Linked DNA regions of Homo sapiens: all the other regions are linked to region 3. Evidence: chromatin loops called from intact Hi-C (ENCODE). Cell type or tissue: endothelial cell of umbilical vein. All regions are shown on one strand.

Region 1 (4,000 bases), 350 kb after region 3:
GACACCGACCATTCAGTCCCCCACACTCACCTCTTTATCTCCTCTCCCTCCTAGTCTCCTCTCACCTCTGTCTCTCTTTCCTTTCTCAAATATCGATTGAGTCCCAGTTACTCTCCCTTGTACTGAAGTGACACAGAAGTGGACAAACACAGACCAAGTCCCCAACCAATCACTAATAGGTTAGACATTGTCCTAGGTGTTTATGTCGAATGTTCCTAACAACTCAGAAAATTGGGTTTATTATTCCCATTTTACCTACATGTAATTAAGATCTAGGGTGGTGTCTGAAAGCCTATGCTTATTTTGTAGAACAAATGAATGAACAGAAGCATGAAGAAGGTAAGTGGCTGATCCATAACCACACAGCTCCCAAGTGGTTTAGCCTTGATTTGGCTCCAAACTTGCACCCTGCTTAGCCTTTTAAATTGGGTGGGGTTGAGAGGTTACTTCAACTCTAGTTCTGTTACCAAACCAAACTTGTGTCTGCTTGCCTAATGCACAGAAAAAGCCAAATACTGACACCAGGATTTGCAGTGAGAGAAAGTGAGACATTTATTGCACTGAGCAGAGCCAAGGAGAATGAGCAGCTAACGCTTAAGACCCAAACTCCCTGATGGCTTCCAAGCAGGGGTTTTTAAAGGTGGCAGGGTGTGGTGTGTTGGGGATCGTCTCCAAAGTGAGAGAATTTCTGGAACTTTTAAAATCTACTTCTTGGCTTCAGTCTGTCTGAGATCACTGTGAAGACAGCTGGCATTTTCCATCAGGTGGGAGTCCTGGTTTCTTAAAAACAACTCAAGGACATATGTCAAGATGTTATCTTTAGTTTCTGTAGGGAAACAAACATCTTGTGACTCTGACTTATTTGGGTGGCTATTGCAAAAGTTATTATGATCTTCTCACTTAGGGGGTTATTTATTCAATTCTCTAATTGCTGGCCGTAGGGCTAGTTGGGTGCCTGGAATTTCCCTTGAAGGGACTCAAAATTTTTCCATGCTGGGCAGGGGACAGTGGTTGGGGGAGCCCAGCAGGCCCCTAAGATGGTTCCCTGCCTGTCTCAATTCTGGAGACTGAGGAGAGCGAAAATCACCTGGTGACCACTGAGCAGGCCCCGGAGATAAAAACTAATTATCTGAACAATTCAGAAAGGAGCAAAGACCACCTGGTGACCACCAAACAGGCCATCTGGAGGCAAAACTCCTTATCTGGGGAATTTAGAAGTAATCAAACTTCTCTAGTATCTAAAGTTGTCACCTTTAAGCTGAGGTGCAGTGGCTCACGCCTGTAATCCCAGCATTTTGGGAGGCCGAGGCGAGCGGATCACTTGAGGTCAGGGGTTCGAGACCAGCCTGGCCAGCATGGTGAAACCCCGTATTTGCTAAAAATACAAAAATTAGCTGGGCATGGTGGCACGCGCCTGTGATCCCAGCTACTTGGGAGGCTGCGGCAGGAGAATCGCTTGAACCCGGGAGGCAGAGGTTGCAGTGAGCTGAGATCTCGCCACTGCACTCCAGCCTGGGCGACAGAGCGAAACTCCGTCTCAAAAAAATAAATAAAATAAGTAAAGTTGGCATCTTTAAACTTTCAGAGGTTCCAATCCTCTTTCAACTTTTATAAGCAGCTAAAATTTCTATACATCTCCGGAATGCCGTGCTGAAACTCATTTTACAACCCTCAACTCCCACCTTAAAAGGTTCATAAATGCTGGTAAGGAAAATCCACCAGGGTGCGCTCAGTCCTCTCGCTGAGGTGCCCCACTGCACCCTTTTGTAGCGTTCTTCCTTTCTAATAAACGTTCCTTTTTCAAAGCTGTACTGTTGTCGGTAAATTCTTTTTACCAACCCCCCAGTCGACCACTTCCCGGTGCCGGGGCTCTGACACCGCGCGCAGAGACAGAGGCAGGCGGCCCCCTCTCTGCTGCCCCTTCTCCCTGCTGGTCTCATGAATGCTCTCACCTGAGCTTCTCCTTTTCCTTTTCTACTTTCTCCTTTACCAAGGGCGCAGCTGCTCTTCGGAGAGGCAGTTGGGTCCACAGAATCAGCTGCCTCTTGGAGAGCGGTGTGAGGTTATGAGGGAGCTGAGGGGAAGTAAAGAGAGGGTCCAGTGTGCCTCACCTTGGTCCCACACACCGAAGGAAAGGGTTTCAGAGAGGACTGGTGGATGCTGACACACCGTCCATTTTGAGAAGACTCCTTGTATGGGTGGCAGTGTGCTTCCCCAAAACTCATGTTGAAGCCCTAACCCATAACACCTTAGAATGTGACTGTATTTAGAGACTGGATTTCTAAAGAGGCGATTAATTTTAAAGAGACCATTAGGGTGAGCCCTAATCCAATCTGCCTGCTGTTCTTATAAGAAGAGGAAATTGAACCTGCAAGGAGCTATTAGGGCCTCTTGCAGAGAGGGATGACCGCATGCAGAGGCCACAAGAGGGCGCCCTCTGCAAGCCAAGGAGAAACCTCAGAAGACACCAACCCTGAAGAGGAAATTGATGTTGGACTTCTGGCCTCCGGAAGAGTGAGAAAATACATTTTTGTTTAAGCCGCCCAGTCTTTGTGTGTGTGTGTGTGTTTTTGTCTTTGTGTGTGTGTGTGTGTGTGTCCCTAGCAAAGGAATGCAATTTTTTTCTCATGTCCTCAAAAAACTTAGTTCATGTGTAGAATTTAAAGTCTGAGGAATCGCCACTTACAAATACTTTGGGTATTTTGTTTTTTTTTTTTTTTTAGACAGGATCTCTGTCACCCAGCTGGAGTGCAGTGGCATAATCACAGCTCACTGCAGCCTCCTGGGCTCAAGTGATCCTCCCGCCTCAGCCTCCCAAATAGCTGGGACTACAGGCATGTGCCACCATGCCTGGCTAATTTTTAAAATGTTTTGTAGAGACAGGGTTTCACCATGTTGCTCAGGCTGGTCTCAAACTCCTGGGCTCAAGTGATCCACCCACCTCGGCCTCCCAAAGTGCTGGGATTACAGGTGTGAGCCATTGTGCATAGCCAACAGACACTCCTCTGAGGGAGGCAGTCAATCTGGGCAGTTTCTACAAGTTTTTTTTTTTTTCCAACAGAAATCAATCATTTCTCATCTTAGCTTCAAGTAATTACACGAGAGTTGTTCAAACTTTAGCATGCATCAGAATCACCAGAGAGCTTGATAAAACTGAGATTGCTGAGCTCCACTCCCCGAGTTTCTGATTCAGTAAGTCTGGTGTAAGGCCTAAGAATGTGCATTTCTACGGTGTTCTCAAGTGATACTGATGCTGCAGGTTTGGGGACATATTTTGAGAACCAATATATTCTATTTTAATTCCACCATTAATGGTTATTTTTTATTTTATTTTTTTGAGACAGGGCCTCGGTCTGCTGCCCAGGCTGGAGTGCAGTGGTGCAATCATTGTAACCTTGAACTCCTGGGCTCAAACGGACCTCATGCCTCAGCCTCCTGAGTAGCTGGGACTGTAGACCCAGGCCACCACCACACCTAATTTTTTTTTCTTTTTTAGACACAGAGTCTTGCTGTGTTGCACAAGCTGACCTCCAACTTCTAGGCTCAAGTGATCCTTCCACCTCGACCTCCCGCAGTGTTGGAATAACAGGTGTGAGCCTGCACCCCAGCCTAATTCCACCATTAATTTGTAACTGGTTTTTGCTATGTTTAAAACTTCTTGGAGGACACTTAGGAAGCCTTCTTCCCCTGTGTCCTGTAATGAGGAGTGGGCACTGTGGTCAGGGTGCTTGGCTAGGGGGTTTAGTCCTCCCATTTGGGGCTATTTCCTGGCCCTTCTGGCCCTGCCCACCCAGGAGGGCGGAAGAGAGCTGTGGTCATCTGAAAGGATACCACGGCAGGATGTGAGGGCCCAGGCGACAGGGTAAAGAGCTGCCAGCATGCGTGGCTATTCTGAGGCCTAGAATTTATGTAACTGGAACACAAAGTCTCAATCCCTAGGGCCAGAGAGGGATTTGGGTCAATGGGAAGTTGAAAACAGCAGGAAAATGAGCCCAAGTAG
Region 2 (4,000 bases), 690 kb after region 3:
GAAAGGAAGTCAAAGAATCTCAGCCAGGCTTCAGCTAATTCCTGTCCCTGACACCCTACCCACCACTGAGAGGAGAGGGGGTAACCAATCTAACAGCGTTCACCTAAGAAGAATGGTTTGTAAACTATACGTGCTTGTTAGCAGAAAAGGGAGCCCTTCTTGAGGACTTAAAAAATGGCTTCTAGGAGAGGAAATAGCAATTGCAAAGAACTGAAAAGGGAAGAAGATGGTATGTTTGTTACAGGCACAAGAATAAGCGAGAAAATGTTCGTTCACAAAGCACCTAACACAGTGACCACAGCAGTCAGCACAAAAAAGACACTCAATAAGTGTTAGTTCCTTTTCTGTCCTTCACTTTGTAAGATGTCAGTGAGACTATGCCATTGTATTTGAGGAAAAAGACAAACGCCAGAGGAAAACAGAGAGTAGCCCAAAGGGAGGAAAGCATGTTCAGGACCAGAATGGACTCACAATGGGAAAATGCGCCAATCTGTTAGTAGTCAGTCTATGTCCTCGGGAGAGAAGAGCATGCAAATTGACAATCATGAATAGCATGCTATAACAGAGGCATGAACTAGATGCCATGAGAACACAGGAAGGGCATTTGACTTATCTGGGGATGGTCAGAGCAGGCTGGTGTTGTCCTGATTCTGAATTTGGCCTTGAGGAACCTCTAAGCAGGACTTTGGGCACTGAGCCAAGACAAGGCCAGTGAACCACCCATGTCCACCTGCACCAATCCCTACTCATCACCTGTTCTCCCCAAAGCACTTTTGTTTCTACCTAAATGTAGTACTTACTTCTGAAAGTCTTGTCTAAATTTGTTTGGGGCTTGTCTGCCCCCTACTATAAGCACCTCGGGAGACTGGGGCTAACTCCTTAACCTCTGTGGATTTTAATTTCCTAGTCTAGTAGCACAATATGGTGCCTCAGGCATTAGCTAAGTGTTAGGTGAAAGAACAACTATGTACCACAGAGTAATCATTTCATGTGCTGGGTAATTTTCTAAGACATTTACACTAACCCAGCTTTTCTGGGTAAGCACATAGAAAAATGGCTCTTTTAAGTCAACCACTCAGTAAGGAGGAACATCCTAGGTTTAAAAGAGGTAAAATCCCTAAATGAAATTCCCTAGAATTTTATTTTTTAATTTTAACTTCTATTTTAGGTTTGGGGGTATATGTGAAGGTTTGCTACATAGGTAAACTCATGTCACAGGGGTTTGTTGTACAGAATTTTAATAAATCCTACGAAACCTAAAGATTAATTGCAATGGGATGATACTTTGGCAGTTTGTGATTTTAAAAACAGATATAAATCCTGACATGCTCATGGGCAAATGCATTATTGGACTTCGAAACACATACTTAGGAAGGCAGATCTGTACTTCCAATATCTAGATCCTTCCAAAGAATCCATGAATCAGAGGAGCCAAAGGCTAAAACCCACAGAATCTGGAAATAGATCAGAGTGGAGGGAAAGAAATGGGAAGCACTATACCTACCCGCATTCTCTCTCTTCTCAAACAGTCTAAGAATCCTAAAAACGTTTTGTGCAGAGAATAGCGACCTCATGTGGAGCCAGTTATGAGGGAAAGAAAACCCCTGCTTTTCAGCTGGCCTACTGTAGACCGCGGAATCACTGCCTGCACTGCCCTCTGGTGGGCAGCTGACCATCCACTTTCACACCAATTTTTTAAGAGGTAACTTCCAGAAAGGCCTTGTTTCTACTCGTTCTTATTTCCTTCCTATTGAATATATCAACACTGTATATCCTCAGCCTTTGTTACATTTAATAGTATGCTTCAAAATGGACCTCAGCATTTTGGGGATTAAAAATTTCCCTAAAGTTTCCCTCCACTAAATTTTTCTCCACTGTTGATTTTTTTCCCAATTTTTAATTTAAAAAAATCTTCAAAGACAACAGAACAGTACAACGAACACCCATATACCCTTCATCTAGACTCACCAACTGTTAACATTTTGTTGCATTTGTTTTCTCCCTCCCCCACTCCTGATAGATGCTTTCTTCCTCTGAACCTCTGGAAATGAGTTGCAGGTATCGTAACACATAATCATAATATCATCAATACAATATATATGTACAATTTATATTCCAATTTTCCCCCCATCTCCCTATAATACCCTCTATAGCTGGATTTGATAAAGCCAGAATCTAATCAAGGATCATGTACTACCTATCTTTATGTAAAGTTATGTTACATCTTTTTAAATCTTTTAATCTAGAATAGTTCATCAGGCTTTGTTTTTCATGACTTCCCCATTTTTAAAGAGCCTACTTTTTTTTTTTTTTTTTTTTTTTGAGATGGAGTCTCACTCTGTCACCCAGGCTGGAGTGCAGTGGTGTAATCTTGGCTCACCAGAACCTCTGCGTCCTGGCTTCCCAGGTTCAAGCAATTCTCCTCCCTCAGCCTCCCAAGTAGCTGGGATTACAGACGTGCACCATGACACGTGGCTAATTTTTTTTGTTGTTGTTGTATTTTTAGTAGAGACAGGGTTTCGCCATGTTGGCCTGGCTGGTCTTGAACTCCTGACCTCAAATGATCCACCTGCCTTGGCCTCCCAAAGTGCTGGGATTACAGGCATGAGCCACCATGCCTGGCCCCAAGCCCACATTTTTTTACATACATTTTCTTGGTGTTTCTATTGATGTCACTCATTGGACCACTGACTAGTAAATGCCTCATATGTGTCAGGCACTAGGCTCGATGCCTGAGGAAAAAGATAAACTGAAGATATATTTTGGATATATAACTTACTGGTAGATGGGATCAGGAAGGAGAGTAATAGATCCAATTACCTTTAAGCAGATAGCTAGATGATGGTGCCACTTACTGATGTCGAGATGACTGGAGAAGAAACAGGTTTGAAGGGAAACCAAGAGTTCTGTTCACAACATGCCCAGAGAGGCCAAGTGAGAACTCAGTGGGTAAAAGAGCTCAGTGGGTGCCATCAGCATGTATGCAGCATTTAAAGCCATGGGACTGGGTTAAACCTACTAGAGAGAGTAGGGAGAGTGACGAGAGCCCAAAAAAGCTAGCCTGAGGAACTCCATTATTTAGAGGCTGGATACGGAGAAGGAACCAGCTGAGAAGATTGGGAGGAATGGCTGGTGAATGAGAAAACCCCAGCACGAGGTGGACTCGTCAAAGCAAAGAAAGATCATCTGGGAAAGGAGAAAGCAGTCACATCAGATGCTGCTGAGAAGTCAAGTCGATAAGGACAGAGCATCTGATGACAGGCGCTTGTGAGTGGCCCTTCTGTGGGCAGTCTCAGGGACAGAGAGGGGGCAAGATCCACAACAGAGATGTCTGAGGTGCAAAACAGGTAGAATCCTGGATAAAGATGGAGGAGTGGACACCTCTGGTCCTCCCAAACATCTTACTAAAACCATAGTAAAGTTTTTTATGTTTGTTTTTAGGCTCAAGCCCCAAGAGCAAAAGGAGGAACAAAGAAGATAAAGGAGAAAAATAAAAACCATTTGAAACTGAAAAGCATGTGTAACAAAGCTGACTCCTAAACTGGCAATGGTAAAGTCAAGAAGCAATCCAATTTACACAATAGAACCTCCAAAAGGCTTGGGAATTTGAAGCCCCTGATACCTCTGTAGTGTCAGAAGAAGATAAAAAGAAGAGAGCACAAAAAGAAGTTAGCACAGCTTCTGAAAAGAAAAAAAAACAAGCTTCAAACTAAAGATCAAGAACAGAGTAACATTAGAAGCTCTCAGCAACAATGCTGGAAGGTGGAAGAGAATGACATAAGGCCTTCAAAACTCTAAAGGAAAATTCATTCCAATCCTTAATTCAGTATTTATTTTATCAATCAAACCTGAGGGTGGCATAGGACATTTTTAGATACTCATGGGCTTAAAAAAAAAATGAACTTCTATGAACCCTTTCTCATGAAGTAATTAAAGGAAGTACTCTACCAAAACGAGGCCATAATCAAGAAACAGGAAGTGATGGGATCCAGGAAAACAG
Region 3 (4,000 bases):
TAAAATGACAGCAAAGAGACTGAGAGACTGTTGATCAAAGCACAGAACAGGTTCAAATAACTTTTCCACTGCATGAAAGTTTAATTAGACATTTCTTTGTTTTCAACATTAGAAGTGGTGTAACATGTAAGCTGAGCACGGTGGCATGCCTATAGTCCCAGCTACTTGAGAGGCTGAGGCAGGAGGATTGTTGAGCCCAGGAGTTTGAGTGCAATCTGGGTAACATTTTTTAGAGGTGCCAGTTCCCACCTCTAAAAAAAACACCAACAACAAAAGAAATGATGCAACATGTAGGCTTACTTAGGAAGTCCAGCATTAATGGCATAGGGCATAAAGCTCTATTTTTTGTTAAAAATACTTCTTATAGAGTAAAATTTATTTAGAACTGATGTCCAAGGACCTATGCAGATTTATATGAATGTTGGAAGCTATAGAGATTTTGATATCATTTGGCTTATAAATCCACAGGAGGAGATAATGTATGGAAAACATTTAAATCACTGTCAATTGCAGAGCTGCCTGTGATCTTCTTAGGTTATAGCCAAGTCAGCAACATAATTCCTCTAAATAAAATTACATTGTGCTCACACAGTGCTGGATTATTACATTTAATTGAAGACAAAGCATGCTTGCTCCTAGTACTAGCAGCAAGCTTTTCCTCCCCTCAGCTGGTAATGATGGTAGGAGACAGAGATGAAGTTGCCTATGTATGTCATATCAATTCAATAGCTGCCTGGGGTCAAACACCTAGGGGTTGTACATTCCATTACTGTAAATGATTGAGAGCTGGTTTGTGGTATGGTTGGCTTTGCCTAAGCATTTTTGAAGATGAACAGCATGTGCAGCCAAAGAACTAATTTGCTAATTAAGGTGGAACAATCATTCTGAATGAAATATAATCAGAGTACTCCGCAGTTTGTTAAGAAGTATTGGGGAGGAGGGGAATGTGTCTCACAATAAAATGAGTTGGAATTGTTGAGTTAAATGAATTTAACCTGTTTTTTGACTCAGGCCTACTCAGAGCCTCTAATGTGTGCACGTGTATTGTGAATCCTCTAGAGAGCTTGGGTGGACGGAAAATGAAGTGCTGGTATTGAAGTAAAGAGGCTTGAGGAGGCTGGGCACGGTGGCTCACGCCTGCAATCCCAGTACTTTGGTGCAATCCCAGCACTTTGGGAGGCTGAGGTAGGTGGATCACTTGAGTTCAGGAGTTCAAGACAAGCCTGGCCAACATGGTGAAAGCTCGTCTCTATAAAAATACAAAAATTAGCTGGGCATGATGGTGGGTGCCTGTAATCTCAGCTACTCGGGAAGCTACTTGAACCCGGGAGACGGAGGTTGCAGTGAGCTGAGATCGCACCATTACACTCCAGCCTGGGTGACAGAGCAAGACTCCGTCTCAAAAAAAAAAAAAAAAGGCTTGAGGAGAAATGGATTTAATTTTAATATTTGGGGAAGACGACTTCTGTTAAATGATACAGTAAGTTATATTTTGGACATCCTGAGTGAGATACAGGGTTGCCAATGAAAGTGTGGGAAAGAGAAAGCTCTTAGCACAGCTACAGCTTTACTGTTGCGTTCATTCAGAACTTGCATATGATTTTGTTTGCAGAGAACATTCTGCTGGTAGACAGTGAGAGAAGCCCACCAGTGTTTTATGCAGTCATAATCATTCCTTGCAGTATTAACATTCTCAAGTAAAATCAAGTGTGGGCTCTTTTCTATAGATTTCCACCAGGGGGTGGTGTTGTATCAGATTCAGATACATTGGTACATTCAAAAATTTAGAAATGACTAGAAATGAAAGATGGATACCAGGTATATAGAGTGTGCGTGCTTCTTTTGAGGTTTTGGAGTTTATATACTCCAAGTGCAACTCTTCTGAATTCTGTTTTAAGTATTTGAGAAATGTATAAGTTTAGACAGACTGGAAACACATATGCATCATACATAATCTGTGAGAAATAAAAGGTTATGATAAAACAGCATTTTTTAAAGGAGGAAATAATTTTTTAATAGTTAAAAATAAAAATGAAGGCCACTGTTCAGAATAGGTAGAATTTCAGTCATTTCGAAGCAGCTTTAAGTGTACTCCTTTGTTCACTATGCCTGTGGTTCAGATCCTGTGGCATTTTTATTGTGTGTTGTGGGCTCACCTTCTATGACCTTTGCCTATTTGTTACTCTAGTTCAGCTTCACTCTGCGTTTTATATTTCTAAAGTGCAATGCTACAAGAGTGCAAGACTGGAGGCTTCTTGAGAAAGTGGTTGTGGCTGCATGCCCTGATTTCATTTTCACTAATTGCTAAATATTGTTCCCAGTGTCTCTGAAACATTATTCATTTTGGTCAGTAGCTGCCAACCTGGGCTGCAACTTAGAATCACCTGGGAAGTTTTTAAACAATGTTGATGCCCAGGCCTGCTTTATGAAATTAGAATCTTTGGTGGGTGGGGCGGAGCTGCTGCATCAGTGTTTACTTAAAGCTGTCCACAAAGTTCTGAGAGCCAGGGCTGAGAACCACTGAGCACTACTTCCCTCCCCTCCTTCTAGGCCCCCACTGCTAGCGTCACCATTATCCTTCCCTTCCTTCCTCGCCATCTTGGGGCATCGAGCTCAGAGGGATGTGCTCACTTAGGCAAGTGTGTCCTTAGGCACTTCTGGGCAAGGTGGCCTAGAGGAATTAGCTGTCCCAAAATAGCTCTCTAGAAATACTGGAATCACCTTGCTGGCTATCAGTCAGCTGCTCCAAGACAGCTATCTGTCTTTATCTGAAAGACAACAGACTGAATGTACAAATGGACAATGGCTAGACCACATATAAAAATAGAACTCTGGCCCACAAGCTGCAGCAACCTGCCCAGGAAACCAATTCCCTTATCTACAATAAACAACACAGGAAGCCAGCCTGCTACACAAGTATATCAGACTTGCAGGAAGCCATATTGCCATCTCTAGAAATAATCCAGAAAGATAAACAATAACTTCTGTAACAATTCACACAAAATGGCCAGGACTTGATTAATAATTGACAGCATCCCTAATTTTTGCCCCCACCTCTAACTTAGAACAAATCAGAGAAAAAAAATATGCTTGCCCCCACTTCTAACTTAGGACCAACCATATAGGATGCTTTGCTTCTAGTTAACTTGCCTACAGTGTCCCCATGCCTATCAGGACATATGTGAAGTCTTCTCTTTTTTCTGTTGTGAAGCTTTCTCACCCCTCTGCCTACCTTTGAATCTCTGCCAAATGTAAGTGTGATGGGCTGACTCCCTTGCTATAGTAAAATCTAAAGAAATAGCCTTTGCATTTCTCATTTGACTGGTATATTAGTCAGGGTTCTCCAGATAAACAGAACCAGTGGGACATATGTAGACATATAGAAAGAAATTTCTTATGAGTGTTGGCTCACACAATTATGGAGGCTGAGAAATCCCATGATCTGCTGTCTGTAAGCTGGAGGCCCAGGAGAGCTGATGCAGTTCTAGTCCAAGCCTGAATGCCCGAAACCCAGAGGAGCCAGTGGAGTAAGTCTGAAGGCCACAGTGCTGAAATCCAGGGACAGGAGAAGACAGATGTCCTAGCTCAAGCAGAGAGCAAATTTGTCCTTCCTCACCTTTTTCTTCTATTCAGGCCTTCAACAGATTGGATGATGTCCACTCACATTGGTGAAGATAATCTTCTTTACTTAGCTTACTGATTCAAATGCTTATCTCTCCCAAAGATATCCTCATATATACACCCAGAAATAATGTGTTGCCAGCTAGCTAGGCACCCTTAGCTCAGTCCATTTGACACATAAAATTAACCATCACAGCTTATCTTCATTTACTTCAAAGATTTCAATGTTTATATAAGTTGAGGTCTTCCTGGGTAATCGGTGCTACTGCCTGAGAATAGACTGCTTTATTTTTTCTTTCTTGTTTTCTATTTCAGAACATCTTTTATTTTTTTCTGAACATGAAGAACAACTGATTTCCTTCTTAAATCTCTGCTTTCA
Region 4 (4,000 bases), 340 kb after region 3:
TTTGCCTATGTGAAAGTGATAGGAAAAGAATGAGGGTGGGTTCTGTGGATGAAGGAATACATTTTTTTAAATGAACGAACAAATAAACAAAAAATGTGTGGAACTCATAAACAGCTGGGTAAAGTCATTTTAATGGATACAACGTTAAAGAAGTTTCTGTTTCATCATGTGAAGTTGATTTGTGCTTTTGAAACTTTGTTTAAATTTGTGTTGTGCAAAGATTTTAAAAACTACTGTCATTTCCAAATTGTTCTCATGATATCTCACTGGGTAATGGAGTTTAAAAGATAATTCTAAAACCAAAACTGTGTGTTATCCGTTTAATTTAAAAAATTAAGTTTTAGAAAATGCAGCACCTGAAAGGAAAAGGAAGGGAAACTACCAAGTCAGACAATGACAGGATAGCCCACTCCAGTGCGGTAAATCATTTAAAACAATGGTTGTCACTGTAGTTTTTTCCTTATAGCCATTATATATTTTATGCTGAACTGTGAACTCATTTACTCCTATTTTGTCCTCTGGGTATTGTCACCCTCTCTATGAACACCAGCGTGTCTAACTTCCCTGAATCACTGCCGCCTTGCCTTCTTAGGGCCAGCATTGGAGACCACAGCCAGCCTGCCATCCCCAAATGCCTGCTCTCACTGCTAATTTCCTGAAGGCCTCTCTGTCTCCAGGAGTCCATTAATAAGATGCAAATTGCTCTTTGAAGGGAACTCTTGGTTGAAGCAGATTGGTCAATACTCTTGATAGTTGGAAGGCAGCCAACACCTGGGCAAATGCAGAGAGGAAGAGAGGATTAGGATGGAGGACGGAAACTGAACAGGACAGTGAAAACACACTTTCACCCCTCACAACTTTACTGAGGCCACTTCTCTCCTGGTAAGCTTCAGTGTCCTGGGGAAGATGAGCAAAGGTCATGGTCGGCTGTGGGTTTCCACTCAGTCGGGTCCAAATGATGTCAATTTTCGCCTTCCTGTGGGTTCCCTGGGACTCCGCTGCAGCTTTCTATGTTATTTTCCCGAAGGCTTGATGAGTGCTGAGGCTGCTCCGCTGACTGCAGACTGTGAGGCGAATTCTGCAGTTCCATATCTACTGGCTTTTCAACACAGCAAGACGCCTTGCTGGTGGCCTCCAGTCTGAGATGCACTGCCACCCCCAGTGCCTTTTCCAGCTGACTCTCCAACTTTCGAGCCCCTGTCTTGCCAGGTGTGAGAAACAGTCCTAACTGGCACCACACCCTCACCCTCCAGGGCCACGCACACAGGTGTCTGCAGTGGTCAGGAGGGACTGGTCTTGCTTGCTGCCAGTCAAAGGTGACAAACCTCTCTGGGTCTCCAGCTGATGGCCCCTGGGGTTCCTCATGCTGGGGAAGGTCCCTGCTCTTGAACACTCTGTCTGGGGCATCTGGGCACCTAGAGGCAGCTGCAGCCAAGGATAGTTTGAGCACACCCTCCTCTCTGAAAGAATGGGAGGGAACCATTCTGATATATGCGGGGAGAATGGATGCGCAGCCATTTCCCCAGTCGGTCTCTCACTTCATGTACTTCTTTTCCATCGGCCCAGTGAACTGCCCCAGTGTGGTACACTGGGGCGGGTGTCAGAGAGGGCTCTGTTTAATTATCTTAAAATAGGATTTCTGGGTCGGACACAGTGGCTCACACCTGTAATACCAGCACTTTGGGAGGCCAAAGCAGGAAGATCTCTTGAGACCAGGAATTTGAGACCAGTCTGGGCAACACAATGAAACCCCATCTCTACAAAAAATATGAAAATAAGCTGGATGTGGTGGCACACGCCTGCAGTCCCAGCCACTCGGGAGGCTGAAGTGGGAGGATCGCTTGAGCCTGGGATGTTGAGGCTGCAGTGAGCCGAAAGTGTGCCATCGTACTCCAGCCTGGGTAACAGAGTGAGACCCTGACCACACCCCAACCCCGACACCAAGAAAAGAACTTGTGCAATAGAATTTTCAATGTTGTCCTTAGTTCAGAAAATTCACTCATAATGTCTTGCCATCATGTCCCCAGAACCATACAGTATGGTAGCTGGAAGTCCCCTGCCCTCAACTACTGGTGAGAAAGCCCTCGAGGCAAAGAGCCTTGCCCAGTCCCACAGCTAGGCAGTGGCTGTGCAAGGTCAGAGCCCACAACTCCAGGCTTGAAGTTCAAGACTCCTTTACTCCTTTGACCCTACATAACTTTAATATATGCAATGGGGACCTGGTTATTCAAAGGTGACTTTGAGAATAGGGAACTGGTATTAAAAGGTGATTTAAGTAGATTTACTCATTATTTGTGTAAAAATTGACACACTGTACAAAAATATAGGATATTGGATTGTTAAGTACTCAGCACTAGTAAAACGCTTTTTTTACTTTTTTAAAAGTGTTCATGGAAATGTGTTTGGGATGAAACAGGCATTCTGGATGATCAACAGGTGGCAGTGTTTCCCTGCTTTATACAATCCTGCCAGTCTGTTCAAGGGAAGAATGTTGTTCGTGAGTCTGGGATTAGACTCTAATCAAAGGACTTTTTAGAAACCCTGCCAGGTGGAGCGACAAGACAGTGCCTAGCAGGGTCCTCCCTGAGCCTCCTGCACCTATTTGCTAGCAGGTGGTAATAGAAGGGTCACCGGGTAAAGCAAGCTTCTCCACAATGACCTGCCTTCATCTCTCAGAGGGGAAGGGTTGAGGAAGACAGAAAAGCCATGCTGACCATGCTGGGCTTAACTGAGTTGTTTATTCAAGCTTAATTTAGAATGTGTTTTGAAATATTTCTTTTCCATTTGCTTTTAATTTGAAAGCATAGAGGGGCATGTTCATGATAGGAGGTGAGATCTGGGGAGACAGGGCAACCTGTCCAGTGTGAGCTGCTATCTGGTGATGAGGATGCAGCCAGCTGGGTCCTTGGGCCGAAGGGACTGGTCCAGGTTGGGTAAGGATGCAGAAAGGAGAGGAAACTACACCAAAACACACAGACCATTGCCTGTTGCTTGTGTGCCCCAGATCAAAAAATAGACAGAGCCATAATAGCAGCCAACTTTTATTCAGGCTATGTGCCAGACACTGTTGAAAGTTTTTCATTTATTTCTTACCACCACCAGGAAGGTAGATACTATTATTATACCCATTTGACAGATGAAGGAAAATTGAGTTTCAGAGAGGAAAACCTGACCATATAATTAGTAACAGAGGCAGAATTTGAACACTAAACCCAGGGAGTCTGACTCCATGCTCCTGCCACTAGTTGACTCCAACTGTCCTGCACAGAGGAGAGCAGAGGCTTGTGAGGTTGAGGCTTGCTGCAGTAGCTCTGGGAGGCCCTGTTTCTTTAAAAAGAGCCATATTCATTGGCTGAGAAGGAACTCTGTGGAGTCGGCCTCCGGTGCAACAGGGCGTCCTGTCCTGGGAGGGTGCATACTGCACATCTGGACTGAGGACTGACTGACTTGGAACTCCATCGTTGGTTAAGAATTATACTTACCATTTTGGAATGATAATTGCAAATTCTTGTGGTTTCCCCAAATAGAGGGGGCCCATCCCAGAGGGAAAGCACTGTGGACAGTCTGCATGGAGTCTTGTGGGGTCCTCAGGGCTGTGTGGAATGCCTACCCACGCCGAGGAGGTCAGTGAGGAGCCACGACCTAGGCCAGGATTTGGCAGGAACAACACTGAAACCTTCCATTTGAAACTGGAGGGATGCTTGCGACGGTTGCCAGACTGGAGAGCCATGTTCCCTCTGTTGGGCAGTGATCTCACACAGTACCCAATCTGGGGTAAAACACCTCACCTTTGTATCTGGTTTGTGTTTGTGACTTCTACTCCACAGAATGTGGTTTAGGCATCTATTCATTCAATCCTTCTGAAAGGATTGACACCTGTTATATACAAGGCTCATATGGGAAGAAGAATAATCAGCAGCAAGGACACCAGCTAACATTTGTTAAATGCCTATCACATACCACGTCCTATGACAGGGACCCTTAAGCCTTAGGAAGCTGG
Region 5 (4,000 bases), 860 kb after region 3:
ATCTGTATAAAAATGTCCAGCCAAACAAGGAGAAGAGAAAAAGAGGAATATCAGAAAATACAACTTGCTACAAGTGCAACCACATGTCACCCTGGTGTGAATATGCTGGACTTCCGTACAGAGGACTGCTGATATTGTACAGTGCAACTGCAACTGCAACTGCAGGCACAAAGCATTGCAGAAGCGGGGCCAAAGTAATTGTTGCTTTGTCAAAACAAAATATTCACAACCAAAAGTAGATAAGAAAAAACCATTGGACTGAGAAAATTATGGCACCATGTAAGAATAAGAACCCTCCTCTTAATTATTTGCCTCGATTTTCATTCATTTATTCATTCAGTCCATCAGCAAACATTAATTGAGCTTTGTGTCTGACACTGTTTCAAATACTGGCAAATCAGCCATGAGCAAAACTTACAGAAATCGTAGCCTCATTATAATGCTCATTTCTCTCATCAAACATGTTCTGAAAGTTTGCTCTGTTTAAGGTGTCATGCTAATGTTTAGGATCAAAAAGATGTCCTAACCTGGAATTAAGTACAGTTAACTACTTTAAGCCCTTGGGAGTCCCTAGTGGTCCCCTTCTGAATCACTTCAAATGTTTCAGCAGTGAAGGAGTCCAGGCTTTGCAGTTAAACACACCTACGCAGTATCCCTTCTCCAGTTCTCACTGACTTTGTTCACTGCTCTCCAGTGCCTGGTGGAGTGCTGACACATGTGACATTCAACTTCAGTTGTTTCGCTGAGGTTGTATAACATTGAGTAAGTCACTTAGCCTCTGTAAACCTAGGGCTTTTTATTGTAAAATGGGAAAAATTAATACATTTAGTTTCCCTAATTAATAATAATTTAATTTCCCTTTGCTACTCTTCAGTTAAATCTTCTTTTCTTAAGAATTAATTTTCAGGATAAACTTTAAATGTTCTTTATAATTTTTTCATTTGTTAACATTAGAATGGTGTGATTTCTTCTGATTTTTCATTCGGAAATTCAATATTCTATGTAGAGGTTAAATAGGATTTTGTAAGTCAGCTCTCCTGAGACTTCATGTTTGTAAAACTGTCTGTGTATCCCACAAAACTGATACAAACAAACTCGCAGCACAACTCCTGAGATGTTTGATGAATAAAAAATTAAAACTGTATGTGGGGTTTTTTTTTTCCAACTCCTTTGATGGAAATTTTATATGTCCTGCTACTGACTCAGACAATAAAGTAGACAAAATATAGCATCTCAGGGATGAGTTAGTGTGCTTGTTACTATTGGTCAGTGTGCCACCCTAAGTGGCATCCATCCCGACTCCACATCTATACTGGAGCTCACTTCCATGAACAGATCCAGGGGGGTTTCTCACATTTGCCTTCTTATGCAGAATATGCAGTTCTGTGACTTGCCTTTTTCAGACTAACTGGGGAATCCCTGGCGGAGAAAGCCCTTCCCAGGTTTGTCTTCTTGCCCTAAACAAAATCATTGTCTTTACTGTCTTTTTAGCACTGAATGGGACATTTCCAACATTAGAAATCACTTCAATATCCCAGTCATTACTTGCATTAATTTCATAGGGAAATGTCGCCATCTTGTGGACCTGTAGTCTCAGAATGTGACTGTAAGGCAGCCCCTGGCCTTGCTTGTAATCCTCCCTCTCTTCCTGTCCCCTGGCTCCGTCTCTGGGTCTCCATTAGGTGTTGGGTAGCCACTGGGAGGTGAAAGCAAGGGAGGGCCAGGACAGGAAGCCCGGGGAGCAAGTGAGCACAGTGTCAGACTACGCCTCGGAGAAGAGTAATAGAGACACATTGTTCATAGGTACTGAGGGAAGGCCCAAGTCAGGGTCCACATGAGGTTGAAACAAGGGTCTGGACCAAGTACCAAGCCAAAACCATCTCCAGGATCCTCTAGGGAGAAGACAGAGTGTTTAGACCCAAAGGTTGATACACAGAGGGCTCTTCAGGTTGAAACAGCAAGCAAAAGTGTGCATGGGTATACGGGTTGGAGACAGATTCAAAGCACTGAAAACCAAGTAGTTCACAATAGCTGCTCCACAGGCAGTGTCAGTCACACCACAGCATAATAAAGAAATTTGGGATCTAGATAATGAGCACCTGTGTCAGGAAGCCCTGAGAACTCTGACAGGTCTTTTACTTCTTCTTCCATTTCTTCATGCTTTCCTCTTCCGTCACTTCTCTAATCATAAAAAAATCCATCGCTCTCCTGGCACAAGCTTCTGTCCAGATGTAGCTTCCCCTGTCTTCCCCTACCAGTAGACAGTTGTAACACAGCTTACCCCAAATCTAGTCCTGTCTCTCTGAGACTATGAATTTATTTGCTTTCTGCTTGTCCCCTCTGTTTTCTGTTTCTCTGTTCCCCTTTTCCGGCCTTCCTTGGATTATTTGAATATATTTTAGAAATTCATTTTAATTATCTATTGCCTTTTTTTCTTTTGAAAAGTGTGTAAAATTTTTATTTTATTTTTTCTTTTTCAATTTGTATTTTAGGTTCAGAGGGTACATGTGCAGGTTTGTTACGTGGGTAAATTGCATGTTGCCGGGGTTTGGTGTACAAATAATTTTGTCACCCAGGTAGTGAGCATAGTACTCAATAGGTAGTGTTTTGACCCTCACTCTCCTCCTACCCTCTACCCTCAAGTAGGCCCCAGTGTCTTTTGTTCTCCTCTTTGTGTCCATGTGCACTCAAAGTTTAGCTCCCACTTATGAGAACATGCAGTAGTTGGTTTTCTGTTCCTGTGTTAACTTGCTTGGGATAATGGACTCCAGCTCCATCCATGTTGCTGCAAAAGATATGAATTCATTCTTTTTTATGGCTGCATGGTATTCCATGGTATATATGTACCACATTTTCTTTATCCAGTCCACCATTAATGGGCATCTAGGTTGATTGCATGTCTTTGCTATTGTGAGTAGTGCACTGCATGTGTGCATGTGACTTTTTAGTAGAACGATTTCTATTCCTTTGGGTGTATACCCATTAATGGGATTGCTGAGTTAAATGGTAGTTCTAAGTGCTTTGATAAATCTCCAAACTGCTTTTCACAGTGGCTGAACTAATTTACATTCCCACCAACATTTCCTTTTCTTCATAACCTCACTAACATCTGTTATTTTCTGACTTTTCAATAATAGTCATTCTGACTGGCATGAGATAAGACACCACTGTGTTTTCGATTTGCATTTCTCTAATGAGTAGTGACATTGAGCATTTTTTCATATGCTCGTTGGCTGTGTCTATGTTTTCTTTTAAGTGTCTGTTTATGTCTTGTGCCCATTTTTTAATGGGGTTGTTGTTTTGGGCTTGTTGATTTGTTTAAGTTCCTTATAGATTCTGGATATTAGACTTATGTTGTACGCATAGTTTGCAAATATTTTCTCCCATTCTGTTGGTTGACTGTTTCTTCTGTTGATAGTTTCTTTTGCGTGAAAAAGCTCTTTAGTTTAATTAGGTCCCACTTGTCAATTTTTGTTTCTGTTGCAATTGCTTTTGGAGACTTTGTCATAAAATATTTGTCCAGAACCAAAACAGCATGGTACTGGTACAAAAACAGATACATAGAGCAATGGAACTCAGAAATAAAGCTGCACACCTACAATCATCTGATCTTCGACAAGGTCGACAATAACAAGCAATGGGGAAATGACTCCCTAGTAAATAAATGGTGCTGGGATAACTGGTTATCCATATGCAGAAGAATGAACCTGGACCCCTTTCTTTTACCATATACAAAAATCAAAATGGATTAAAGATTTAAATGTAAGACCTGAAACCATAAAAACCCTAGAAGAAAATCTATTGCCTTTTTAAGTATAACTCTATGCTTCGTTTTTTAGTAGTTATGCTAGAATTACAAACACATCCTTGGCTTTTCACATTCTACTTAGGGTCAATATTATTCAATGTAATATTGTAAAAACCTTAGAACTGTCTAGCTCCATTTGCCCCACCCATCTCCAACCCACTAACATCCTTTATGCTCTAGTTGTGATGTGTT
Region 6 (4,000 bases), 790 kb after region 3:
TTTGACCCAGCCATCCCATTACTGGGTGTATACCCAGAGGATTATAAATCATGCTGCTATAAAGACACATGCACACGTAGATTTATTGCGGCACTATTCACAATAGCAAAGACTTAGAACCAACCCAAATGTCCAACAATGATAGACTGGATTAAGAAAATGTGGCACATATACACCATGGAATACTATGCAGCCATAAAAAATGATGAGTTCGTGTCCTTTATAGGGACATGGATGAAGCTGGAAACCATCATTCTTAGCAAACTATTGCAAGGACAAAAAACCAAACACCGCATGTTCTCACTCATAGGTGGGAATTGAACAATGAGAACACATGGACACAGGAAGGGGAACATCACACACCGGGGACTGTTGTGGGGTGGGGGGAGGGGGGAGGGATAGCATTAGGAGATATACCTAATGTAAATGACGAGTTAATGGGTGCAGCACACCAGCATGGCACGTGTGTACATATGTAACAAACCTGCAGGTTGTGCACATGTACCCTAGAACTTAAAGTATAATTTAAAATATATATATAAATTACACAAATCAAAAATTTAAGACAAAGGACAAGCTGGGGAAAGTATTTATAATAAATATAACATTAATTTCTTAGAAAGCTGTAGAGAATCTAATATGTGATCAAAAAGCAAGCAAGGGATGTGAGCAGATTTTATCAAAGAAGAAATACAAATGGTTCATTGAAAATGTTTAGGCACTGGGTTTCTCAAGTTGCCCACTTGGCCCTCTTCCAAGTTGTACTTTCCTTTTTTTCTTTCCTTTCCTTTCTTTCCTTACCCTTCTAAAGCTTTTTAATAAACTTCCACTTCTGCCCTGAAACTTGCCTCTGTCTCTTCTTCTGCCTTATGCCCCCCAGTTGAATTATTTCTTCGAAGCAGGCAAGAATTGAGGTTGCAATAAAAAAAAATTTTTTTTGAGACGGTGTCTCTCTCTGTCCCCCAGGCTGGAATGCAGTGGCGCCATCTCGGCTCACTGCAAGCTCCGCCTCCCAGGTTCACACCATTCTCCTGCCTTAGCCTCCCGAGTAGCTGGGGCTACAGGCGCCCGCCACCACACCTGGCTAATTTTTTTGTATTTTTAGTAGAGATGGGGTTTCACCATGTTAGCCAGGATGGTCTCGATCTCCTGACCTCGTGATCTGCCCGCCTCGGCCTCCCAAAGTGCTGGGATTACAGGCATGAGCCACCGCGCCCGGCAAAAAAAAATTTTTAAAGAAAATTTTTAACGTTTGTTTCAATAAAAATTAAAACAATGAGATACAATTTCTCATCTAATTGGCAAAGTTTTTGACAATTGGTAATAGTGAGGCTGTACTGATAGAGTCACTTTCAAACACTGTTAGGAAGTATGAAAATTGATACAGATGCTTTTGGCAGCAATGTGGCAATGTGTATGAAAAGACTTTAAAATGTTTACTCTTTCATTCCCTTTGACCTGAAGTCATGTGAGGAATCTAATCTGAAGAAATATATAATATTTGGACAAAGATTTACAGATGTTGTAAAAAAAAACACAATGTTAGTAAAATAAAGATTTTCTATATAGATTTTCTTCACAGTGTTATAATAAAATTACAAATGACATAAATATTTAACAGTAAGGGGTGATTAAACAAATTAAGGTTTATTTGTTTGATAAAATACTATAAAGCCATTAAATTTTATTTCAAAAAAAGGTTGAATGAAGAACTAAAAATAGAACTACAGTACGATCCAGCAATCCCACTACTGGGTATCTACCCAAAGGAAAAGAAATCACTATATCAAAAAGATACCTGCACTCATATATTTATCGCAGCTCTATTAATAGCAATGATATGGAATCAACCTAAGTGTCCATCCATGGAGGACTGGATAAAGAAGATGTGGTATAAAACCCAGTCACTTTGTTTAGAAGCCTTAGCCACCCCTCCCTTCCTGTTCACAGATTTCATTGCAGTGGCACTCTCTTCACTTCATGCCTGTCATATTTCTAGGCATTAGGCACACCTGCTAGCCTGAATTAGGAGCCTGAGCTACCCCTCCCTTCAGGTGCAAACATCTTGGTGCAGCAGCATCCTTTCCACTCCATGCCAGGACACATCTCCAGGCATTTGGAGCATCCACTCTTCTAGGTCCTCCAAATGAGGAGCTTAGGCTGCCCTAGGATGAGGATGAGGAGTTTGGGCTGCCCCTCTTTTCCCAGGCAGAGAACTTGGGGCAGCAGATTTCTCCACTCCATGACCTGGCACATCTGTGGGTACTTGGTAACTATGCCCAGATCCCCTCTTGGAGCTGGTGCTGGTGCCTGCCATTGGAAGACATGTAGGTGGGTCAGCCCAGTTAGGCTTCACTCAGCTTGGTCTCTTCTCCAGGGCTGAGCAGGAAACTGAGACCACTCTGCCTTCCACCTGACAGCCCATTGCCTAAGGCAACAGAGAGCTTCCCACGATAAAGATCAAGCAAAGCATATACCCATCTGCATTGGCTGCAGCTAGCTCTTATCTGCAAGTGCCACCTGTTGGCTCAGAGGTTGAACTGCAATACCCAATAGAAATAGATTTTTTTCGTTTTTATTTTATTTATTTATTTATTTTTCTTTTTTTTAAATTATACTTTAAGTTCTGGGATATATGTGCAGAATGTGCAGGTTTGTTACATAGGTATACACGTGCCATGGTGGTTTGCTGCACCCATCAACCCATCATCTACATTAGGTATTTCTCCTAATGCTATCCTTCCCGTAGTCCCCTACCCAATGACAGGCCCTGGTGTGTGATGTTCCCCTCCCTGTGTCCATGTGTTCTCATAGTTCAACTCCCACTTATGAGTGAGAACATGCAGTGTTTGGTTTTCTGTTCCTGTGTTAGTTTGCTGAGAATGATGGTTTCCAGCTTCATCCATGTCACTGCAAAGGACATGAACTCATCCTTTTTTATGGCTGCATAGTATTCCATGGTGTATATATGCCACATTTTCTTTATCCAGTCTATCATCGATGGGCATTTGGGTTGGATCCAAGTCTTGGGTATTGTGAATATTGCCACAATAAACATACATGTGCATATGTCTTTATAGTAAAATGATTAATAATCCTTTGGGTATATACCCAGTAATGGGATTGCTGGGTCAAATGGTATTTCTGGTTCTAGATCCTTGAGGAATCACCACACTGTCTTCCACAATGGTTGAACTAATTTACACTCCCACCAACAGTGTAAAAGTGTTCCTACTTCTCCATGTCCTCTCCAGCATCTGTTGTTTCCTGACTTTAATCACCATTCTAACTGGCGTGAGATGGTATCTTATTGTGGTTTTGATTTGCATTTCTCTAATGACCAGTAATGACAAGCTTTTTTTCGTATGTTTGTTGGCCGCATAAATGTCTTCTTTTGAGAAGTGTCTGTTCATATCCTTTGCCCACTTTTTGATGGGGTTGTTTTTGTCTTATAAATCTGTTTAAGTTTCTTGTAGATTCTGGATATTAGCCCTTTGTCAGATGCATAGATTGCAAAAATTTTCTCCCATTCTGTAGGTTGCCTGTTAACTCTGATGATGGTTTCTTTTGCTGTGCAGAAGCTCTTTAATTTAATTAGATCCCATTTGTCAATTTTGGCTTTTGTTGCAATTGCTTTTGGTGTTTTAGTCATGAAGTCTTTGTGCATGCCTATGTCCTGAATGGTATTGCTTAGGTTTTCTTCTAGAATTTTTATGGTTTTAGATCTCATGTTTAAGTCTTTAATTCATCTTGAGTTAATTTTGTATAAGGTGTAAGGAAGGGGTCCAGTTTCAGTTTTCTGCATATGGCTCACCAGTTTTCCCAACAGCGTTTATTAAACAGGGAATCCTTTCCCCATTGCTTGTTTTTGTCAGTTTGTCAAAGATCAGTTGGTTGTAGATGTGTGGTGTTATTTCTGAGGCCTCTGTTTTCTTCCATTGGTCTATATATCTGTTTTGGTACCAGTACCATTTTGTTTTGGCTGCTGTAGTCTTGTAGT
Region 7 (4,000 bases), 600 kb after region 3:
GCATGCACCTGTAGTCCGAGCTACTCAGGAGGCTGAGGCAGGAGAATTGCTTGAACCCATGAGGCGGAGGTTGCAGTGAGCCGAGATCATGCCATTGCACTCCAGCCTGGGTGACAGAGAGAGACTGTCTCAAAAAAAAAAAAAAAAAAAAAAAAAAGGACTGAAACCAAAAGAACAGATTTCCTTATTTCCTTTCCATTTTTTTAACTACTTAAAAGTATTTTCTTTGAAGACTATGGAAAAGTTTACCATTTGTTTTTCATTAGCTTTTTTAAAGGTCAAGAAAGTGTTACAGAAACTACCAATTATTGTATCATTACAGTGCTAAAGAAAAACTTTCAAACAGCTTACTTTTATCCAACTTTATATCTTCAGCAAGTAAAAAATGTTGATCCATTTTTTGGGAAGAATGCCACATAGTACTGATTATTTGTACAGAACTTTAAACTTCTTAAATCAGGTGTACAATCACTGCCAGAGTTTTCTAAAAACTGGCAAGTGTCGGGAGGCTGAGGCAGGAGAATGGCGTGAACCCCGGAAGCGGAGCTTGCAGTGAGCCGAGATTGCGCCACTGCAGTCCACAGTCCCGCCTGGGCGACAGAGCGAGACTCCGTCTCAAAAAAAAAAAAAAAAAAAAAAAAAAAAAAAAAAAAAAAACTGGCAAGTGTATGAAGCTTTGAGGAAGTAAGTAGAAAGCTTTCAGGTCTGGTAAAATAGCAAACCAAAGATACTAGAAAAGGTGAGGGAAAAGGAAGACATAGACAGCGGGGCTCAGCAATTAGAAAAAAACTACAAAACCGAGAAATCCTTAGGCGTCCAAAGGTGGGCAAGGCCTAAGGTAGGAAAAACAGGCAGAAGAATGGGAAGCTGGAAGACAGGCTGCGGAAACCACTTCTAGCTGTGTGGCTTCCCTTCTCCACTGGTTCTGTGATAGGCCAGGTGGGAGCTGTTACATGCAAGCCAGGCTAGGTCACTGTCTACTATGTGCACAAACATAGCCAGCCAACTGAGTGCAGAAACGGGGTGGCAGGGGCACCTGCCAATTCAGCGCAGAACTACCTGGGCTCTAGCCCTGCCTTGAAACTCTCCCCTTTGGATCAGAGGAGGCACTAAGAAAGCTCCAGAGCCTAGCTGAGCCAAAAGTGGGTGCCAATCAGTCCCTGAACATCCCTTGGTCACCCTCTGGCACAGTTACCCCACAGATACTGATGGAGGGAGGATTCCTCTGCCTACTGCAATGCCCATGGCAGATGGAGAGGGGAGATATTCCAGGGCAGGCAAGGCAGTAAGGGCAGTGTGCCCACAGGAAGGGGTACTCACAGGGAAAGAATGATCAGCCCCGTTTCTCCCCTTCCCCCAAGGTCTGCATCATAAGCAGAGGCAGCTGATTATGATCAAGAGAACAAAAAGGAGGGAACAGCCTAAAATCCCACGGTACCCAGAAACACAGGATATGACTCCTGGATAAGGCACTAAATGGCTCTACTTGCTGCGCTATTAGCCCATAAAAGGGGATAATATCTTTTTAATCTACTACAGAATTGCCTAAAGAACAAACAAAACAGTGTAAACTGTTATACAATGAAAGGAGGTATTATCTTCAGAATATCAAACACAGAATTTTATTCTAGGACATGGGTTCCTCCCTCCCCTGAAGTAACCCCTTCAATCCTTGGCACATACACTCATTCCCTCTGCAATAAACAAAGTCATATTACTCAGTCAGTAACTTCAGATAATTCATTCTTCAGGCCACATGGTTTGTAAAGGCCCACTTCAACTACTACAGAGTTTGGCTACAGAGTTCTGACAGCCATGATGAATAAGTACTGTGTGTTTGTGTGTCAGAGTGAGGAGGGTGTGGCTGTGCTCTGATGACTAAATTGGCTTCCAGTCAATGACGCATATTCAAAAAAGTGCAAGTTACAGGAGCTGCTTTGGCAGTCAGGAAATGCTGTGCATTTTATATTTTATATATTATAGAGTAGTTTTTATTAATTGAAATGAAAAGCTGACAATATCTAATTCAATGGATTCTGTAAATGAAATGCCCTCATTTAAAAATAACTGAAGATCAGTGCTCATTTTATATTATACAATTTACATTTTACAGACACATTTACAAATTTGTATAAGTGGAACTGTATTCATATGCAATAATCAAGTCTTCTAAATCCATGTATTAAGCTGAGGAGGTGTTTGCAATGTTCTCATCAGGTTCGTGGGGATTTCTGAGTGAAGGATTCTTTTGAGAATCTGCTAAATCTATCTTCTCAAAAGGACACACATACACACGAAATTATGCACATGATTTCAGGGAATGCCTTATGGGTATCCCCTCCTTTCAACTAGATTTGCCTAATAAAGGCCTATAACATTGTGAATTAGCACCCTATTATTACTGTTTTCTTTTTCCTCCTCAGTCACCACTCCCACCAGCATCCAGGACCTAAAGTGATGCAAGGTCCTCATTTGTCAATATCCCAGATTTATTTTGTGAGAAGGGACTTTGATCTTGAGGATTTAGAAATGCAGGAATGTACTGGTACTTTGGTTTGTAGTTTACATATGAGCAGTGCAGATACCTGCATGCATCATAAATTTTTATCATTGAGGGGCAGAGTCTCAGGCATTTAGCACTTTAACTCTGTATATAAATCAATGTTTCAGAATTTGACCGCCTCAATGCTGAAACTGCATTTTAAGTGGAATTCATTTTCTTCTGTATTGCTGACTATTTTCATTTCTTAAAAGTTATATTAGGCTGGACGCAGTGGCTCACACCTGTAATCTTAGCACTTTGGGAGGCTGAGGTGGGCGGATTGCCTGAGCTCAGGAGTTTGAGGCTAGCCTGGGCAACACAGTGAAACCCCGTCTCTACTAAAATATAAAAAATTAGCCAGGCATAGTGGCGTGCACCTGCAATCCCAGCTACTCAGGAGCCGAGATCATACCACTGCACTACAGCCTGGGCAACAGAGCAAGACTCTTGTCTCCAAAAAAAAAAAAAAAAAAAGGTATAGTAGTTAGAAGTTACTGTAATTATAAATATTCATTTTTCTTTAATATCTACATGAAAGTATCTCACCTTGAATAAATGGAGAAATCTTCTTCTGAGAGGCCATCTGAGAGGTTAATTCCATATAGCTCCTTCATGGGTTGGACCACATTCTGGGGTTTAAAAAAAAAAAAGAAGAACCAGGAAGAATTTTTAGACATATAGCATATCAATAATTTCCCCAAAAAAATGAAACTGTGAATTTTTCCACAAAAGCAATCACAGTGCTTCTTTAACCTGTTCATTAAACTTCTTAGTTGATGGTTTTAAAAAATTTTGATTTCCATTTCTGCTAAAAATAGTTTATTCTAGGATTTTAAAAAGCTGTTAAATAATTACTAGGTGTTTTTGTATAATGCAGGAGTTGGCAACCTTATCCTGTAAAAGGCCAGATAGCAAATATTTTAAACTTTTTTGGGTTATGCTGTCTCTGTTGCAAATACTCAGCTCTGCTGTTATAGTGCAAACGTAGTCACATACAATGAGTAAACACAAACAGGCATGGCTGGATTCCAGTGTAATTTTATTTACAAAAAAAGGCATCAGGCTGGATTTGGCCAATATGTCATAGTTTGCCAACTTCTGGAACATGGATTTAGCTCTTGTATTAACACATTTTTATTTGCCTTATCCATTTCTAAATGAGTTTTGGATATTTCTAGAAATCAAATTTCCCCAAAGCTAGAGTTGGTCCTTTTGTTGCTTATTTCTATTTGTTTCCCCCAATCTATCAGTAATATTGAATTGAACAGGATGAATTTCCCATTGCAGCCATTCAAAGATTGTGAAGGCCACGTCTAAATCCTGTGATCCAACAATGTGCCCAGTAAGAGAATAAATGGACCTCAAGCGGATGGGCTGATCAAAGAGGGCCAGAATTCACTTGAAAATTCTGAAAGGATCAGAAATTCACCATTACACATGCGAGCAAAAACACCAATT

Evidence for each region. A loop is a pair of places that touch in the nucleus more often than their neighbours do. Peaks named below come from ENCODE experiments on the same cell type or tissue, not always from the same donor. Only the 100,000 strongest peaks of a DNase experiment are listed, where the experiment ranks them.
Region 1: a loop joins it to region 3, with 13 times the contacts of the local background. A loop is called at or near these places in 46 of 110 quality-filtered maps.
Region 2: a loop joins it to region 3, with 15 times the contacts of the local background. A loop is called at or near these places in 79 of 110 quality-filtered maps.
Region 4: a loop joins it to region 3, with 7 times the contacts of the local background. A loop is called at or near these places in 53 of 110 quality-filtered maps.
Region 5: a loop joins it to region 3, with 9 times the contacts of the local background. A loop is called at or near these places in 35 of 110 quality-filtered maps.
Region 6: a loop joins it to region 3, with 9 times the contacts of the local background. A loop is called at or near these places in 5 of 110 quality-filtered maps.
Region 7: a loop joins it to region 3, with 18 times the contacts of the local background. A loop is called at or near these places in 2 of 110 quality-filtered maps.

The regions. Positions count from the first base shown.
Region 1 is chr6:110,038,036-110,042,035 of GRCh38, reverse strand. LOC107986631 (a long non-coding RNA gene) reads left to right here and starts at 1,792. Exons shown (of 3, transcript XR_007059702.1): 1 at 1,792-2,514; 2 at 3,497-3,589. RefSeq lists an enhancer at 2,134-2,373. In endothelial cell of umbilical vein, CTCF peaks have their summits at 1,752 and 2,408 (motif pointing right); a DNase peak (open chromatin) is centred at 2,425; H3K4me3 peaks cover 410 bases.
Region 2 is chr6:109,702,998-109,706,997 of GRCh38, reverse strand. All of the region lies in intron 1 of FIG4 (FIG4 phosphoinositide 5-phosphatase), which reads right to left. Among named protein-coding and RNA genes, the nearest start is that of FIG4, 14 kb to the right of the region's middle. In endothelial cell of umbilical vein, a CTCF peak has its summit at 1,636 (motif pointing left); a DNase peak (open chromatin) is centred at 1,647.
Region 3 is chr6:110,388,769-110,392,768 of GRCh38, reverse strand. It overlaps DDO (D-aspartate oxidase), which reads left to right. Exons shown (of 5, transcript NM_001372108.2): 5 at 1-985. Among named protein-coding and RNA genes, the nearest start is that of DDO, 25 kb to the left of the region's middle. In endothelial cell of umbilical vein, a CTCF peak has its summit at 1,734 (motif pointing right); DNase peaks (open chromatin) are centred at 1,748 and 2,848; H3K27ac peaks cover 634 bases.
Region 4 is chr6:110,052,261-110,056,260 of GRCh38, reverse strand. No RefSeq gene overlaps it. Among named protein-coding and RNA genes, the nearest start is that of GPR6, 76 kb to the right of the region's middle. In endothelial cell of umbilical vein, a CTCF peak has its summit at 2,439 (motif pointing right); a DNase peak (open chromatin) is centred at 2,490; H3K27me3 peaks cover 157 bases.
Region 5 is chr6:109,524,772-109,528,771 of GRCh38, reverse strand. The region is part of intron 29 of AK9 (adenylate kinase 9); the gene reads left to right. Among named protein-coding and RNA genes, the nearest start is that of ZBTB24-DT, 43 kb to the right of the region's middle. In endothelial cell of umbilical vein, CTCF peaks have their summits at 593 and 1,582 (motif pointing left); a DNase peak (open chromatin) is centred at 1,571.
Region 6 is chr6:109,594,612-109,598,611 of GRCh38, reverse strand. The region is part of intron 17 of AK9 (adenylate kinase 9); the gene reads left to right. Among named protein-coding and RNA genes, the nearest start is that of AK9, 95 kb to the left of the region's middle. In endothelial cell of umbilical vein, no CTCF peak of the experiment used is centred here; a DNase peak (open chromatin) is centred at 2,481.
Region 7 is chr6:109,791,753-109,795,752 of GRCh38, reverse strand. FIG4 (FIG4 phosphoinositide 5-phosphatase) reads right to left here. Exons shown (of 23, transcript NM_014845.6): 21 at 3,089-3,171. Among named protein-coding and RNA genes, the nearest start is that of FIG4, 100 kb to the right of the region's middle. In endothelial cell of umbilical vein, no CTCF peak of the experiment used is centred here; DNase peaks (open chromatin) are centred at 1,402 and 1,862; H3K27ac peaks cover 1,821 bases.